Regions from separate parts of the Homo sapiens genome. Here region 1 is linked to region 2. A link is a loop called in an ENCODE intact Hi-C map of the cell type or tissue named here. Cell type or tissue: dorsolateral prefrontal cortex. All regions are shown on one strand. Each heading gives the region's core, and the rest is flanking DNA. Links, peaks and the distances in the headings are about the cores only.

What was found. A loop is a pair of places that touch in the nucleus more often than their neighbours do. Peaks named below come from ENCODE experiments on the same cell type or tissue, not always from the same donor. Only the 100,000 strongest peaks of a DNase experiment are listed, where the experiment ranks them.
Region 1: a loop joins it to region 2, with 7 times the contacts of the local background. A loop is called at or near these places in 2 of 110 quality-filtered maps.

What each region holds. Positions count from the first base shown.
Region 1 is chr20:31,653,594-31,662,848 of GRCh38, forward strand. No RefSeq gene overlaps it. Among named protein-coding and RNA genes, the nearest start is that of BCL2L1-AS1, 17 kb to the right of the region's middle. RefSeq lists an enhancer at 7,755-8,482 and a silencer at 8,060-8,249. In dorsolateral prefrontal cortex, for the core only: CTCF peaks have their summits at 8,131 (motif pointing right) and 8,332; DNase peaks (open chromatin) are centred at 8,148 and 8,738; H3K4me3 peaks cover 1,052 bases; H3K27ac peaks cover 1,357 bases.
Region 2 is chr20:31,947,800-31,957,054 of GRCh38, forward strand. It overlaps PDRG1 (p53 and DNA damage regulated 1), which reads right to left and starts at 4,247. Exons shown (of 5, transcript NM_030815.3): 1 at 4,076-4,247; 2 at 2,513-2,588; 3 at 1,009-1,083. The coding sequence starts at 4,162. In dorsolateral prefrontal cortex, for the core only: a CTCF peak has its summit at 4,353 (motif pointing left); DNase peaks (open chromatin) are centred at 3,865 and 4,292; H3K4me3 peaks cover 2,359 bases; H3K27ac peaks cover 594 bases.

The sequences.
Region 1 (9,255 bases), core at 785-8,784, 290 kb before region 2:
GCGCTCCAGCCTGGGCAATAGAACAGACCCTGTCTCCAAAAACAAAAACAGTAACAACAGAAGTTGAGAACTACCAAATTGTTCCACCTGGAGTGCTACAAATTATCACAACTTGTGGCAGACGCTGTGGGCAATGTGCCTGCAGGATGCTCTCTGAAGCTTTGGTGGACAGTTCTCATTAAAGGGAACAGCCACCTGTGTGTTTTTGACCAAGCATGGGGCAGGCAGGAAATGCCAAACGTCAAGGAGAAAGTCCTGAAGCAGCCCTCCTCAGCCAATGAGGGATGAGTTGGTGGATAAACACCTTGGTGTTCTTTTCCCTCAGTGATAGAATTTTGAGCAGTGTTCCACGGGTTTTTCAAAGGATGCCCTGGTGGAGGAGCCCCATTGCCTGGAGTGGCAGCTTACTCATTATTACACCCTATATTGGCTGCCTGTCCTTCCTTGTGTCACTTCCCCACTTAAATCATTTGCCCCTGAATCTTTATTCTAGGCTTTGCTTTTGGGGGAAATCTACACTAAGGCAGAGCTTGGTGGTGGTTTGGCAGCACAGTCTGATACAATTTATAGTAGTTACTATAAAAAATAGTACTTACAGCCGGGCACGGTGGCTCACACCTGTAATCCCAGCACTTTGGGAGGCCAAGGTGGGCGGATCACAAGGTCAGGAGATCGAGACCATCCTGGCTAACACGGTTAAACCCCGTCTCTACTAAAAAATACAAAAAAATTAGCCGGGCAAGGTGGCGGGCACCTGTAGTCCCAGCTCTGTGGGAGGCTGAGGCAGGAGAATGGCATGAATCCGGGAGGCGGAGCTTGCAGTGAGCCGAGATGGCACCACTGCACTCCAGCCTGAACGACAGAGAGACTCCGTCTCAAAAAAAAAAAAAAAAAAAAATAGTACTTACAGTGCCAGATACCATCCTTAAGCACTTTACGAGCATTAAACCTGTGTAACTACCTCATGAAGTAGGTATGATTAGCACCCCTATTTTTTAGGCAAAAAACTCAGGAACAGAGAGGTTACGTCACTTGTCCAAGGGCACCTGCCTCCCCTGGGCAGTCTCGTTTCAGGGTCCTGCTCCAAACCATTACACTATCCTTTCTCTGGTCCCCTGCTGCTCCACCAGCATGAGCTGAGCTTGGCCACGGTTGGCCTCTTCGTTTCTGGACCTCTACTGTAGTGGTCAGCTGTGGAGAATGGCCATCCACCTACCCTCTACAGTTTGTTTTCCAGGTGCCCAGAGAGCTTGGCACAAAGTTCAGGTAAGATTGATATACCCTTTTGGGGACAGCCAAACAGCTGCGGAGGGATGTTCCACTTCATAAATGGTTTGTAAACTACAGCCCTATCATTATTTTAATTTATTATTATTATTTTTACAGTGCAATCATAGCAGTTATTTCTGGGGGAGGTTTGTTTGTTTTTTAAGTTTTTTTTTTTGTAGGGATGGAGTCTTGGTATGTTGCCCAGGCTGGTCTCAAACTCCTGGGCTGAAGCAATCCTCCTGCGTCAGTCTCCCAAAGTGGGATTATAGGCATAAGCCACCACGTCCAGCTTTTTGTTTGTTTGTTTGTTTCGAGATGGAGTTTTTGCTCTTGTTGCCCAGGCTGGAGTGCAATGGTGTGATCTTGGCTCACTGCAACCTCCACCTCCTGGGTTCAAGTGATTCTCCTGCCTCAGCCTCCTGAGTAGCTGGGACTACAGGCACCTGCCACCACGCCCAGCTAATTTTTGTATTTTTACCAGAGACGGGGTTTCACCATGTTGGCCAGGCTGGTCTGGAACTCCTCACCTCAGGTGATCCGCCCACCTTGGCCTCCCAAAGTGCTGGGATTACAGGCATGAGCCACCATGCCTGGCTTGTTTTTTACATCAGTGCAATTAGAGCCTGACGTGGGCACTTGTTGACGTGGGTACTGGTCATTTCCTATTCAGCAACAAATTTACAAACCATCTCGTTGGCCAGGCCACTATGTTATGTTTATATTATTTTCTATTTCATATTCAGAAAAACTTTTTCTTGCTTTATGTCCACATTCTTGGTATCTTAGTATTTTAAAAATGAGTTCCTCAAATTTTAACATTGACTTGTTAACAGTTCGTAATATGGCCATTTAAATTTCATTTAAGAACTTCAAGAATTCACAAGACTCTCTATAATGAAATTATTAAAACTAATTATTTATATGTGAATTTATTGAAATGAGATGGCTTAAATAATTCAGGAGAGAATACTCAACATGGTCAGAATTCTCATGTGAGTTTGTGCATATTAATTAAAAATCAGGCCAGGCGCAGTGGCTCACGCCTGTAATACTAGCACTTGGTAGGCCAAGGCTGGCGAATCGCCTGAGGTCAGGAGTTCGAGACCAGCCTGGCCAACATGGTGAAACCCTGTCTCTAGTAAAAATACAAATTTAGCTGGGCATGGTGGCAGGCACCTGTAGTCCCAGCTACTCGGGAGGCTGAGGCAGGAGAATCACTTGAACCCAGGGGACAGAGGTTGCAGTGAGCCAGGATGCACCACTGCACTCTAGCCTGGGCGGCAGAGCGAGACTCTGTCTCAAAAAAAAAGAAAGAAAGAAATGAACATATATGATCTATATAAATGTAGGTCTTCTTTGATTTTTATTTATTTATTTTATTTTTTTCGAGATGGAGTTTTGCTCTTGTTGCCCAGGCTGGAGTGCAATGGTGTGATCTTTGCTCACTGCAACTTTTGCCTCCTGGGTTCAAGCGATCCTCCTGCCTCAGCCTCCCGAGTAGCTGGGATTACAGGCATGCACCACCACGCCTGGCTAATTTTGTGTTTTTAGTAGAGACGGGGTTTCTCCATGTTGGTCAGGCTGGTCTCGAACTCCTGACCTCAGGTGATTTGCCCACCTCTGCCTCCCAAAGTACTGGGATTACAGGCGTGAGCCACCGCACTTGGCTATGCCCAGCCATTTCTATTATTTTCTTTTTCTTTCTTTCCTTTTTTTTTTTTGAGACGGAGTTTTGCTATTGTTGCTCAGGCTGGAGTGCAATGGCGCAATCTCGGCTCACTGCAACCTCTGCCTCCTGGGTTCAAGTGATTCTCCTGCCTCAGCCTCCCGAGTAGCTGGGATTACAGATACCCACCACCATGCCCAGCTAATTTTTTTGTATTTTTAGTAGAGATGGGGTTTCACCATGTTGCCATGTTGGCCAGGCTGGTCTTGAACTCCTGACCTCGGGTGATCTGCCCGCCTTGGCTTCCCAAAGTGCTGGGATTACAGGCACGAGCCACCACGCATGGCCCATTTCTATTATTTTCTATATAGTAAGAAATAGTTCTTGTTATTTTTGCCTCATGACAAAGGCTATGATGGTAGAGATAGAAAAATAGAAAGCTGGGCATTATGTAATACATTATTTTATTGTACTTTGTGTGTGTGTGTGTGTTTTTTTTTTTTGTTTTTTGTTTTTTTTTGAGACAGCCTCTAGCTCTGTCACCCAGGCTGGGGTGCAATGGCGTGATCTTAGGTCACTGCAACTTCCACCTCCTGGGTTCAAGCGATTCTCCTGCCTCAGCCTCCAGAGTAGCTGGGATTACAGGTGCGCGCCACCACACCTAGCTAATTTTTTTTTGTATTTTTAGTAGAAATGGGATTTCACCATGTTGGCCAGGCTGGTCTCAAACTCCTGACCTCAAGTGATCTGCCCGCCTCAGCCTGTCAAAGTCTGGAATTACAGGCGAGAGCCACCGCGGCCAGTCGATTTTATTTTATTTTCTGAGTCAGGGTCTTGCTCTGTCATCCAGGCTGGAGTTCAGTGATGTGATCACAGCTCACTGCAGCCTCAACCTTCTGGTCTCAAGCGATTATCTCACCTCAGGCTCCCTATTAGCTGGGAATACAGGCACGTGCCACCATGCCCAGCTAATTTTTGTATTTTTTTGTAAAGACGGGGTTTTGCCATGTTGCCCAGGCTGGTCTGGAACTCCTGGGTTCAAACAATCTGCCCACCTCAGCCTCCCAAACTGCTGGAATTACAGGTGTGAGCCACCACACCTGGCCTATGTAATAAATTTGATCATGACATAAGTTGCTGGTTTTTCTGCGTGATTTGTCAATTTTTAAAAATTGCACAAGTGAACCAGGCACAGTGGTTCACATCTGTAATCCCTAAACTTTGGGGGGTTGAGGCAGGAGGATCATTTGAGCCCAGGAGTTCCAGACCAGCCTGGGCAACATAAGGAAACCCTGTCTCTATTTAAAAAAAAAAAACATTGCACAAGCAATACACAAAATTATTATCTTAAACTTCTATAGACCCAGAAGACTATAAAGAAGTGAAAGCTGGCTAAAAAGCTTTTTTTTTTTAAATTTAATAAATCATGAACAGGTGTTAGCTGGGCACCGTGGCTCATGCCTGTAACCCCAGCACTTTGGGAGGCCGAGGCAGGCAGATCACCGGAGGTCAGGAGTTCGAGACCAGCCTCGCTAACATAGCGAAACCCCGTTGCTACTAAAAATACAAAAATTAGCTGGACGTGGTGGCGGGCATCTGTAATCCCAGCTACTCAGGAGGCTGAGTCAGGAGAATCACTTGAACTTGGGACGTGGAGACTGTGGCGAGTCAAGATGGCACCACTGCACTCCAGCCTGGGCAACAGAGCGAGACTCCATCTCAAAAAAAAAGAAAAAAATGAACAGGTGTTGAATTTTACAAAATACTATTTTCATATCTCCTGAAATAATCATAAGCATTTTCTTTGTTAATTTTTCAATACAATAAATTACATAGATAAATTTCTTGGCTGGGTGCGGTGGCTCACGTCTGTAATTCCAGCACTTTGGGAGGCCAAGGCAGGCGGATCACTTGAGGTCAAGAGTCCAAGACCAGCCTGGCAAACATGGTGAAACCCTGTCTCTATTAAAAATACAAAAATTAGCCTGGCATGGTGGTGCATGCCTGTAATTCCAGCTACTTGGGAGGCTGAGGCAGGAGAATCACTTGAACTTTGGAGGCAGAGGTTGCAGTGAGCCAAGATGGCGCTACTGCACTCCAGCCTGGGCTACAGAGTGAGACTCCGTCTCAAAAAAAAAAAAGAAAGCAAAAAGAAAAAATTCCTATATGTAGTCAATCTTGTTTACCTGGAATAAACCCTACAGGTTGTGATATATTATTCTTTTAATATTATGTTGTTTGTTAATATTAGGTTTGGTTTATTAATATTATAACTTTGGCATACATGTTCATAAGTAATAGTGACCAATAATTCCCTTTCTTTTCCTTCCTTTCTTCCTTCTTTCCTTCTGTGTTTCCCTCACTCTCTCCCTTCTTTCCTTCCTTCCTCTCTCTTCCTTGGTGCTGTACAGCCTTGCCCAGTTTTTTTTGTTTTGTTTTGTTTTGTTTTTTGAGATGGAGTCTCCCTCTGTAACCCAGGCTGGAGTGCAGTGGCACGATCTCGGCTCACTGCAAGCTCTGCCTCCCAGGTTCATGCCATTCTCCTGCCTCAGCCTCCCGAGTAGCTGGGACTACAGGCGCCCGCCACCACGCCCAGCTAATTTTTTTGTATTTTTAGTAGAGACGGGGTTTCACCGTGTTAGCCAGGATGGTCTTGATCCCCTGACCTCGTGATCCACCTGTTTTGGCCTCCCAAAGTGCTGGGATTACAGGCGTGAGCCACTGCACCCGGCAGCCTTGCCCAGTTTTAATAACAGTTATAATGGTAAAGAAAGAAAGAAGAGTTTAAAAGATTTATATCTTTTCCTGTTTTCTGAACTCATTATTTTAAAATATTCAAAATGAAAACGTACATTTGGATTGATTTCAAATCCAACTGAATACAAGAAATATTGACATTAATTTGTCAGTTATAGAAAGGAAGAGCTATTAGAATGTTTAAATATAATTTCAATAGTAAGCTTTGGAATGGCTTACATTTTTCTCTTATTTCCTACTTGAGATTATAATGTCTCCTTTTTTCTGTTTTTTTTTTTTTTTTTTTTTTTTTTTGAGATAGAGTCTTGCTCTGTGGCCCAGGCTGGAGTGCAGTGGCACAATCTCAGCTCACTGCAACCTCTGCTTCCCTGTTTCAAGCATTTCTCCTGCCTCAGCCTCTCGAGTAGCTGGGACTACAGATGTGGGCCACCACGCCCAGCTAATTTTTGTATTTTTAGTAGAGATGGGGTTTCACCCGGGTTCAAGTGATCTCACCATGTTGCCAGGTTGGTCTCCAACTCCTGGGCCCAAGCGATCCTCCCACCTCGGCATCCCAAAGTGCTGGGATTACAGGCATAAGCCACCATGCTGAGCCCTGCGTGAGCCATTTCTTTCTTTCTTTCTCTTTTTTTTTTTTTTTTTTTTTTTGAGACGGAGTTGCGCTCTGTCACCCAGGCTGGAGTGCAGTGACACAACCTCGGCTCACTGCAACCTCCGCCTCCTGGGTTCAAGCAATTCTCCTGCCTCAGCCTCCAGAGTAGCTGGGATTACAGGCACACGCCACCACGCCACCATTCCTGGCTAATTTTTTCTGTTTTTTTTTTTTTCAGTAGAGATGGGGTTTCACCATGCTGGCCAGGCTCTGGTCTCGAACTCCTGACCTCATGATCCGCCAACCTCAGCCTCCCAAAGTGCTGGGATTACAGGCGTGAGCTACCGTGCCCGGCCGAGCCATTTCAATAATAAAACCTCATATAAAAAGTTGCATTTACAGGACCAAAGTCAAGTTTTTAAAGAAAAAATTTTAAAATATTTTATGTATTTAGATGTTTTAATCAAAGATAAAACTTCATATTTTCTCTATGAAATATATTTCATTTCTTTCATCATAAATATGTAATATATGGAAATTGAATGAGTTTTTCACCAAGAACCACATAGAGAGTCCCAAACCCCCTCCAGCTTTCCCTTTGTGCAATTCCAAGCATGTTCCATGGCAATATATAAAGTTGGGAATCACTGAGCGGTCTGGTTAAAAACTTGTGGAATACCACACAGCTAGAAAAAAAGAATAAAGTTGACATCAGTTGGTAATTGTTGAAACTGCCTGGTGAGTACATGGGGATTCATGTGTGAATATGGAAACTTCTACAAGGCTGGGCTAGGTGGCTCAAGCCTGTAATCCCAGCACTTTGGGAGGCCAAGGTGGATGGATCACCTGAGGTCGGGTAAACACAAAAATTAGCTGGGCGTGGTGTTGTGCGCCTGTAGTCACAGCTACTTGGGAGGCTGAGATAGGAGAATTGCTTGTACCCAGAAGGTGGAGATTGCAATTCTCGAACCGGGAAGGTGGAGGTTGCAGTGAGCCGAGATCATGCCACTGCACTTTCGGCTTGGGCGACAGAAGGAGACTCTGTCTCAAAGAAAAAAAAAAACCTCTACAAGATACAGTATGCAGGTGGAAAAAGCAAGGGAAAGTGTGTTTAGTATGTTACTATTTGTGTAAAAAATTAGTGGAGGATCAAAATATATATCTGTGCCAATATGTGAAAAAATGTTTCTGGGCTGGGCACAGTGGCTCACGCCTGTAATCCCAGCACTTTGGGAGGCCGGGGCCAAGTGATGGCTTGAGACCAGGAGTTCGAGACCAGCCTGGGCAACATGGCAAAACCCTGTCTCTGCAAAAATACAAAAAAATTAGCCGGGTATGGTGGCGTGCTCCTGTAGTCACAGTGGGAGGCTGAGGTGGGAGGATCACCTGAGCCCAGGAAGTCGAGGCTGCAGTGAGCTATGATCAGGCCACTGCACTCCAGCCTGGGCAACAGAGTGAGACCCTCTCTCAAAAAATAAAAAATAAATAAATAAATAAATAAAAGAGCGAGTGAAGACATTTCTGGAAGCACATGGAGAATGTGAGGAAGGGACTTGAACGGCTATGGCTAGGGGCAGGAGCTGAGGACACATCGTGGGGGAAGGCGTGAGTGGGAGGCTGGAGGCTTTGGTCTTGAACCAAACAAGATGGCGATTCTAAGCTCCAGAGAGCCCATACAAGCTCTGAATCCAGTACCTAAGGGTTGGAAGTGTAGCTGTTTTTCTGGTGAGTAGGGTAGAGGATGGAGGACATTGGGGAAAGTGGCCCCCCGGCGAGAGAGGTCGTGTGCACTGAGCGGGAGCAGCTTGAGCTGGGGCTGGCTCTCAGGTCGCATCCTGTGGCCACCAGGGGGCAGTGAAGCCCACTCCGAAAAGCGGGCGGGGCGGGGCGGGGCGGGGCGCCTGGGGCATGTCCCACCTCCAGGCCTGCCCTCCAGCTGGAGCTCCTGACCGCTTTTCCCAGACCCCTCCTGGACCGCTGGACGCGGCCACGCGGGACTCCGAGAGTGCAGCACCTCCTCTCTTCTCCTGGAGAGCCCGGGGGAATGCCGAGTCCATCCCCGCGGTCACCCTCAACATCCAGTCCTCCTCCACTGCTTCTAGGTTATCTCATTCAATTGCCCATCACACCCATTTTGTAGAGGGGAAAGCTGGGGCACAGAGAGAGTAGGTAACTCACTCACTGGAAGCCACGGCTCGAGAAATGACGACCCGGGACACAAATCTGGCTGTCCATCCTCAAAACCGGAGCATTCATGAAACCATGGCTTCCTCACTGATCTCCTTGTTTCCACTCTGCTTCCCCTCCGGAACCTTCTCCACCCATCAGCCAGAGTTTTGGGGGCTCTCGGGCTGTATCACTCCCTAACTTACCACCTTTCTCTGGCTGTCACTGCCCTCAGGATCAAGTTCAGTCCTCTCACCCCACCCTCTGTCATCATCTTAAACCCAGCAGCGCCCTCTCTCTTAGCTCTGGACACACCAGCTTTTCAGCCTGAAGACAATGCCTGCTCATCTGGTGCATTTACTGCTTCTTCCCCAGGCCCACTCTCCTGCCTCCCCACTTAATTTTAAGTTAACCGTGATGCACTCTTCAGGCCCTGGCTCTCATGTCAATTCCTCCAGGGAGCCCTCCCTGACTCCTGATTCCCAGACGAGCTCAGATCGCACTTACTATGAGTCTCTTGGGTTGCACTGGCTTCAAACATGCACTTCATTTTTGTATCTATAATGGCATCACTATTCTAAAAATCTGTCATCCTTGAGTCTCTCTGAAGCTATCTCTACTCCATCTGAAATCCTGTGGGATGTGCCTTAAAAATCTGAAGTCTGACCCCTTCTTACCTCCTTCTCTACTAAGTCCTTCATGTCTTGGTAGAAGACCAAACCGCTTCCTCATGGTCGTTGCTTTTTCCTCCTTTGCCCTTACTGGGGCTTAGAAAACAATACCCCAAAGTATGGCACTTTGGCAT
Region 2 (9,255 bases), core at 419-8,418:
GAATTGCTTGAACCTGGGAGGCAAAGGTTGCAGTGAGCCGAGATAGCACCATTGCACTCCAGCCTGGGTGACAGAGCAAGACTCTGTCTCAAGGAAAAAAAAAAAAGTTTTATTTCATGAGGTATGAAGACATCCTGTCTTCAGGGACTGAGGCAACCTTGCTTGTCCTTTTGGCCATTTTCAAGGTTATGGAAGAAAAAGTATGTGTAGCCTGTTCTTTTTCTAGCCAATAATCCATTTGCAGCCTGACTTGCTTTAAGATGCTTTTCCAAAGAGCTTCCAGATTATGGTTGTGGAAACTGAGTACACTGAGTGCCTAGGCTATGGCAGACCCTAGAGGTTTAATCTCCCCAAACCTCCATTTTCAACCCAGTCTCTATTGCAGGGCATGTAAAAAAGAAAAGCTCACTCTCCCAGGCTCTCTTGCAGCTATGGGTGACCATGTGACTTAGTTCTGGCCAATGAGATGTTGGCAGGAAGTCCCTGAGGAGATGGCCTTACTTCCAAAATAGAAGGCAAAGCTCTATGTGGCGAAAGCCTTCTGTCTTTCCTCCAGCCTGGCATGAGGACATGAGGCCTGCAACGATGAAACAACAACCAGGAGAATATGCTAAGGTGCCACTGCTGGGCATCTATGCCAGGACTGGAGTACACACCTCTGGACAATTTCTTATGCAAGAGTAAAAGAAGCATATTTCCTTAAGCCTCAATTTGTTGGGTTTTGTTATCTGCAGCCCAACTGATTCCTCACTAATAAGAAAGCACTATGCTAGGCACACATATTGTTTTACCTCAACTGCACAGCTATGCTACACAGATGCATCCCCCTCTTAGAGATGAGGAAATAACCCACAGTGGCAGAGGTGGAATTAAAACCCACAGCAGTCTGAACCCTGTGACAGAACTGCCTCTCCTTACGCTGCCTGAAGCCTGACTCCCTGTTCTGGGTTAAGACCAAAGCTGGTGGGAGAGGCAGCACACCCCTGACCCATCCCCAGGAGGCCTTACCTTTTTCAATCATTTCCTTTGTCTCAGGGTGAGGCATCTTGATAAACATGTTCCCGAAGCAAACCATCACATCTTCTGAAAGAGCAAATAGTAATTCCTTCAACAATTTTTTTTTGAGTACCTATTATCTGCCAGGCATTGTTTTAGATACAGACAACAGAGCAGAACAAGAAAAAGTTCCTGCCCTCTTGGAGCTTATGTTACAGTGGAGGAGAGAGAATAAAGATATGATTTGTCAGACCTTAAGAGTTGTAGAGAAAAATAAAGCAGGCTAAGATGGCTAGGGAATGCCAGAGGAGGACCTTGTTAATCATAGCAGGTAGTCTGAGAAGGCCTTACTGATTATATGCTATCTACACAGAGACCTAAGGAAAGTGAGAGTGTGAGCCCTGCAGACATCTGGGGAAAGAGTGAGCCAAACAGAGGAAACAACAGGAACAGCAAAGATCAGTAGTGTGCTTGGGGTGTTCAGAACAGCAAGGGGCCGGGCGCAGTGGCTCACGCCTGTAATCCCAGCACTTTGGGAGGCCGAGGCAGGTGGATCACTTGAGGCCAGGACCTCGAGACCGGCCTGGCCAACATGGCGAAACGCTGTATCTATTAAAAATACAAAAATTAGCTGGGTGTGGTGGCACACGCCTGTAATCTCAGCTACTCAGGAGGCTGAGGCACAAGAATCACTTGAACCTGGGAGACAGAGGTTGCAGTGAGCCAAGATCATGCCACTGCACTCCAGTCTGGGTGACAGAGCAAGGCTCTGTCTCCAAATAAATAAATAAATGAATAAATAAAAGAACAGCAAGGAGACCAGTGTAGGTGGAGTCATGTTGGGGGTGGGGGGAGTAGAGATGATATTGGCACACTCATGGATTCATGGGGGCTGGATTACTCGGTCTTGTAGGACCTCTGGATTTTACTCAGGTGAGATGAGAAGCAACTGGAAGATTCTGCACATTCTAGTGTACTTTCAACAAAATGTAAACTTCCTCCCTTAGCCCCCAAGACCTTTCATTATGGCCTGGTCTCTGTCCCTCTCTCCAGCCATACTTACTCCCCATTTGCTTCCACTGCCACAGCCACTTGGCCTCATCTAAAGTGTCCCATTCTTCTGGATATATATTCTCAACACCCACCCCAAGTCCAATTCCATCTCTGGCTTTCTTACAATTTTCAATTACGCATTTTACGTTGTTTTCCTCATCTGTAAAGCACAAGGGCAGGAACCATCAGTTTTATACACCCCCGGCACTCTCTCAGTGTCTGCCATCGTTGATAAGCCAGGAGCTAACGACCTGTCACTGAAGTGAGCAGGCAAAATCCTGAACCACAGTCTGTGCCAGAACTGCAAAATTTGCTCCCCCATCTCCCCGGACTGTTTCAATTTCCCACAAGGCTGAGTTATACAGCTGTGACCTCCTGCCTGATCTCTATCAGGAACAAGGTAAAGGCCTTAAAGGAAAACGGAACAGGCCTCCAGGGCTGCACTGAGAAAATTTCAACTTACCAGAGAGGCTGAGATCCTTCTGCAGGGCCCTCAGGCCCTCTCGATTCTGATTCCTTTTAGTGTCCAGGTCCACAATCTGAAAACCACAGGGACAGGAGGGAACTCAGCTATCTCTTGCCCCAAGCTGTCACCTCTTGACAGACAAGGGTTGCAGAGGCAATGCATTATTCCTGATTACATTCAACGTCCTGCCTAAAATGGATTGATGTGTGAATGTATTTCTTCTCTCACTCAGCTTCCTGGTCTTAAAGACAATGCTTTGTGCAGCTGCCCTCTCCCCAGAAAAGATGCTGAGAAAACATGTGCTGACTAAATGGGAAATTCTGCATTATCCACTCGAACTTTAGGGCATATCAGAATCACCAGGGGAGTGGAAACCCTTCCCCTACACACTGTGATTAAGCAGGCCTAATGTTTATTTTTGGACAAACTTCTCCAGCTGATTCTGAACTAGTAATATGAGAAACCCAACAATACTAGATTGGAACAGCAGGATTGGGGGCACTGAGACAGTGGTAACAACACAATAGCTACTAAGGAAGTGACGCAGTAGTACAGTATACTGCACGAGTGCTGGTTCTGGATTTGGAATACCCAGGTTCGAATCCTGCTATCTGCCTCAAGCTGTGTAATTTCACCTTCCTATTTACTCCTCCTCAAAATGGAGCTACGGACAGTACCTACCTTACAGGTTATTGAGCCAGCAATTAAATGACTTAACACAGTACCTGGCACATAGTAAGTAGCTGATAAACTTTAACTGCTCTTATTCTCATCCAGCACACCCTGATCCAGTACTTAATTTGACAGGATCTTGCCCAAGTTTTCCCCTTCTCAGTAAATACCTGACCCTTCTAACTGGAGATGAGAGGGAGTCACGACTCCCCCGGCTCCACTACCACGGCCTACTGAGTCTGTCTCCAAAATACATTTCTGACCCCTTCACTTCTCTCCACCACCACTACCTAGTCCAAATCCATCTCTGGTCTGGACCATACCAATGGCCCCTCACCCATCTCCCTGCCTCCGCCCTTGCCCACCTATATTCTGTATTCCACACAGCAGCCAGGGGGGATCCTTTTAAAACCTAAATCCAATTACGTCACCCTCCTTCCCCCAGGAACTCCCCTCAAAAACTTGGCACTTAAAACAAGACACCCCATAAACAGGGCGCCACCTTCCCCCACGTCCCCACCCCTGCCCGGTCACAAGGCCCCCTCAGGCTTCTTTTCGGTTCCAGCTCTCCCCTGAGGGCCTTTACAGGGCGGTGCCCCTAGATCAACCATGGGGCCGGGAAGTGCATTTTGAAACAGGTGCTCAGGGAAACGGCCCAGAGCATGATGGGTCGAGATCCACAGAGCATGGCAAGGGGCAGAGAAAGGATGAAGAGAGAGGAATGTCCAGCATAGCGCAGGCGCTCACTTAGTAGCGGCCGAATATTTATCGGCCCAGGTCTGTCGCCTCGGAGCCGTTAACCGCCTGTCCAGGTCAACTCACTGCGACCCCGCGCGCTTTCCCACGGCGCCGGCCGCCAGGCCCCAGCGCCGCGGAGGGGCCTCTCACCTGCCGCTTGTCCGCCAGCACCTCCTCGGCGAGCTCCTCCACTTCTACAAGGTACCGCAGCACTCGCTCTGCCTCGGGTGATAGCATAGCGCCCACCAACTCCGCTTGCGGCTCTCGCGCGACCCCGGGATCTCCGCTTCGACTCCCGCTGCGCACGCGCCGCTCTCTAGGTGCTTCCGGCGCGCCTGCGCAGTTAAAAGAACGGTGGTGCGCAGGCTCTAACACTAGTGCGCCAGCCGGCTGCGAGAGGCGGGGCCTAGCTTTGGGGGCGGGGCTGGAGCGCCCTCTGCAGGCTCAGAGAGCTCAGTCCTCGGGCTGCCTCTGACCCGTTACTCCCTCGGTTCATGCTTCTTGAGCACTTATTATGTGCCAAGCAGTTTTATGTGCTTAGGATGCAGCAGTGAACACAACAAAATCCCTGCCCTCATGGAACTTCATCCTAGTGGGAAACACCGACAATTAATGGCAAAACAATTATATACCGTGGCAGGTAGTGATTAGGATCTGGGAAATATTATTCTTCCCCTGGCTAAGAAACACCAAGAAGGCCCATGTGGCAGTGTGACTTATGTTTAATCTCTGACACTTTCAGTTTCTAATTTATAAAAAGGGGGTGAATAAAAATCCGCCTCAGTGTCTCTCCACAGGATCGGAAGGAAGCAGGAATCAGCTGGGCGCAGTGGCTCATGCCTGTAATCCCAGTACTTTGGAAGGCCAAAGCGGGGGGATCACTTGAGCCCAGGAGTTCGAGACCAGCTTGGGCAACACAGTAAAACCTCCGTTTCTACTAAAAATACAAAAAAAAAAAATTAGCTGGGTGAGGGGGGGCGCGCCCGTTGGTCCCAGCTACTCAGGAGGCTGAGGCGGGAGGAGCACCTGCATCTGGGGAGTCGAGGCTGCCCTGAGCTATGATGGCACCACTGCACTCCAGCCCGGGTGACAAAACGAGACTCTGTCTCAAAAAACAAAGGAAGCAGTAATCACTTTTAATTCCGTTTAACCAGAGTTCACTTGAGCCCCTGTGTTGGGCCCAATGTCCAGAGTAGCTGGCCTATACATAAGGAAGGGACTTGAAAACTATGGGCAGTAAGCAATGAAGTGCTAGCTCAGAAAAGCAGGTGGGTGTGGGTGGTAGGATTGGGAGGACTTCCCAGAGAAGGCAGGCAGGTGGAAAATGGTTACCATCAGAACCAGAGGGTTCCCACGAGGTCTTCACGCCCAAACTCCTCATTGGATAGCTGGAAAAAACAAACCTCAGAGAGAGGCAAGGCTTTGAAAAGAAGGTGAGGGGTGAGCCATGTGGATGCCTAGGAGAAGAGTGTTCCAGGCAGAGGGAACAGCCAGCGTATGTGGAACAGAATGGGCGGGGGGGAAGCAGGCAGGAGGTCAGAGGGAAGGAGGCATTGAGCCCACATGGCTGTAAAAGGCGCTGGGAAAGGACTTTGAAAGTCTAAAGAGCAGAACCGATATTATCACTCTGATGTCTCGCCTCCCTGATTCCAGCGTTTTATTCTCTCCTTTTGACCTCTTGTAACCAAGCCCCTTCACACCCCTTGCCTTACTTGAGTGTCAAAGCAACCTTTGTATGGATGGGATTATTACTGCCCCATTTCACAGCTGCAGACTGAGGCCAGGAGAAAGGCAGTGCCTCATCACACAGCAAGCCAGGAGTGCCTGGTGTCCATGCCATTTCCGGACCCTGAAAAAACCCTCCCCAAAAATTGTGGCCCCAGAAGCCCCAGCAGCACCTCTATGTTGCCTAGCCATTGGCTGCCTTCAACTACCAGAGGCAGAGCTAATTTTTCCTTCAGCCACCTGGTGTGGGGAAGGAGGGAGATTCATTAAGGATTCCTCACTGAGGGTGAATTTGTCGCCAAACCCAGGATGTTTTGTATAAACACCTTCTGGTTCAGAAATGCAGGCACAGGCCCTGAGAAGGAAAGGGGGATGTTTGCCAAAGCAGAAATGGGGCTCACCAGGCATCCCTCGGCCTGGACCCCAGCACTGCGTCTCCTCCACCTTGGGACCCACAGAGGGCTGGACCAGGTTGACCCTTGACCCCTACCACATGGGCCTGGATGGGGAGAGGCTGAGGGAGGCTCCCACATTAGCAGCTTCTTGGCGGTAACTGGCCTTTAGAGGCCACCCCTGGCCACTGGAAATGTTGGGGAGGGGAATCATAGTCATTTCCAAGACTTTGAAATGGTCAGACCCAGAAAGACTCTCGGAGAGCATTTCAATTTCAGAGCCATTTATTTCACAATTATGTATTGACTTCCCAGGCCCTGTGATAGGGATTCTGCCATGAGCAAAACTGGACATGGTCCCTGCTCTCAGGAATCTCCCAGTCTGGTGAGAGAAACAATCAACATAAAACAAGTAAATATATCATATGTCAGGTGGTAAAAAGTGCTACCAAAAAAATAGCGGCTTGATGTGGGGGCTCACACCTGTAATCCCAATACTTTGGGAGGCCAAAGTGGAGAATCACTTGAACCCAGGAGTTCGAGACCAGCCTGGGAAACATAGCAAGACCCCCATCTCTACCAAAAAAATAAAAATTAAAAAGTTAGCCAGATGTAGTGGTGTGCGGCTGTTGTCTCAGCTACTCAGGAGGCTGAGGTGGGAGGATCACTTGAGCACAGGAGTTCAAGGCTGCAGTGAGCTACAATCGTGCCACTGTAACCCAGCCTGGGTGACAGAGTGAGACCCTTTCTCTAAAAAAGAAAAGAAAAGAAAGAGAGAAAGAAAGAAAAAGAAAGAAAGAAGGAAAGAAAGAAAGAAAGGAAGGAAGGAAGGAAGGAAGGAAGAAAGGAGGGAAGGAAGGAAGGAGAAAAGAAAAGATAAGAAAAGAAAAGATAGCACAGGACAAGGTGGAGGTGGAATAATGGAGGGGCTATTTGAGATAAGCTGGTCAGAGAGGGTGTCTTTGAGGAGATGGCATTTGAACAGAAGTGTGGAGGAGATGAGGGGGTGAGCCTTGTGGATATCTAGGGGAAGAGCATTCCAGGCAGAGGGAACAGCCAGTGTATTTGAATAGAATTAGTGAGGGGGAGAGGGTAGGACAGAGAGGAGAAGGAGACATTGAGCACACAGGGCTGTGGAAGGTGCTGGCAGTGCCCCACCCAAAATCCACTAGGGCCTCCCCAGAGGTCACCTGCAGACACTGCTGTGTATGCCTGTGGCTTCCTGCTTCTCTCTGCTCATGGATGCAGGTTGAGAGGGGAATGCAGTGAATTAATATCCACGAGTGTGAACTCCTACCAAGAAAAGAGAGTCGTTAGTGACTGTATACTCTAGCTTCTTTGCCCCTCTGTGAGAGACCCAAGAGGAGGCTGCTATAATCATCTAGGCAGGAGAGGGTGGCCACTGCACCAAGAGATAGCAGTGGGGGTGGTGACCAGTGGTGGGATTCTCAGGGCCTTTGCACATACTCCCCCATCGTTCTGGATTAATTTTCTCCCATGCCTTTATTCACGTGTCACTATTCCATATCCCCCACTGCTCAGCTTGGGGTTACCTCCTCCTGAGGGTCAAGAGTCCTCTCTGGGCCCCCACAGTTTTTTGGACTTCCCTTGTCTCTGTACTTCCCATACCATCTTTGTTCTCTAAACACCTTGCTTTGTAATCATGAGCTCCCCAGGGCAGAGACCTTGTCTGTCTTGTTCACTGGAAAAGTGTCCCCCTCTCTGGGTCATCACCCACCTCCCTGCTGCTGCTCACACAAGCCAGGCGTGGTCCTGCCTCAGGGTCTTTCCACTGGCTGCTGCCTCTGCCTGCACTTTTCCCTGATGTCTACATGGTTCCTTCCCTCACCATCTACCAGCTTTTTTTTTTTTTTTTTTTAAGATGGAGTCTCACTCTGTTACCCAGGCTGGAGTGCAGTGGCACAATCTTGGCTCACTGCAACCTCCACCTCCTGGGTTCAAGTGATTCTCCTGCCTCAGCCTCCTGAATAGCTTGGATTACAGGTGTGTGCCACCATGCTCAGCTAATTGTTGTATTTTTTTAGTAAAGACAGGGGTCTCACCACATTGGCCAGGCTGGTCTCAAACTCCTGACCTCAGGTAATTTGCTTGCCTCGGCCTTCCGAAGTGCTGAGAATACAGGCATGAGTCACCACGTCTGGCCCAGTCTTTTCTTAAATGGCACCTTTTCAATGGAGCCTGCCCTGACCACCATGTTTAAAATGCAACTTCTGCCCCTCCTGCTACTCCTGATCAACTTCCTCTGCTCTAGTTTTTCTTTTTCTTTCTTTTCATCATAACTTTTGTCACCTCCCAGCATGCCTTATAATTTACTTATGGTTATTGTTCATCTCCCTCTGCTAGAAGAGAGGCTCCTTGAGGGCAGGAATCTTTCATTCATTTCTTCACTGATGTCTCTCAAATGTCTAGAACAGTGCCTGGCTCCCACAGTAGGTGCTTGATAAACAATTTTGAATGAATGAATTAATGAGCAGAGTCAGAATTCTACTTAAGGCAGATTCTCTCTGAGGCCAGATTCTTAAAGGTGAGGGCTGGGATCATGCCTTATCCACTAAAGTACGGGGATTGGGTTTGTTCTCATATGCTGGGAAGCTGCTGGAGGGTGCTGAGCAGGCACAGATATGATTGGGTTTACCTTGTGAAAGCCCCTGTGGCTCTGGTGATAGGATGGGTGAAGAGGGGCAAGTGCAGTGCATTCCTCTGAGATACGTGTGTATGTGTTGAGCGGACAGGAGGGTGAAAATGGGGGCTTGGGGAGGTGACAGGGCTGGAGCTGCACTGAGAGAGCAGTGAGAGGAACCCCTTTAATGTCCGGATTCTCCAAGCAGCCTGGGTGGCTGCCCTACCAGCTCTGGCTGGGCCTCCCAGCTGCTGAGAACATGCTCCTATGCTGCAGATGGGCTGTGTGCTCGCCTGGGTGGTCCCTAGCTCCTCCCTCCACTTCCTTTGCACCCTTGTGGGCTTGGTGGGTGGAAGACAGGCTTCCACCCTGTCTCCTCCCCGACCCCGAGAATAATCCCTTACATTCATGTGATTCTCCTCGCGCCCTCACTTCATCCTCCCACATCCCTGGGTAACACAAAAATCTGAATCCCACTGGGCAGATGAGGACATTGAGGTCAGGCAAGGGGATGGGACCCTCCCAAGGTCATGCAGCCAGATGGGGACACCAGGTGGGGACATGTCTCCCAA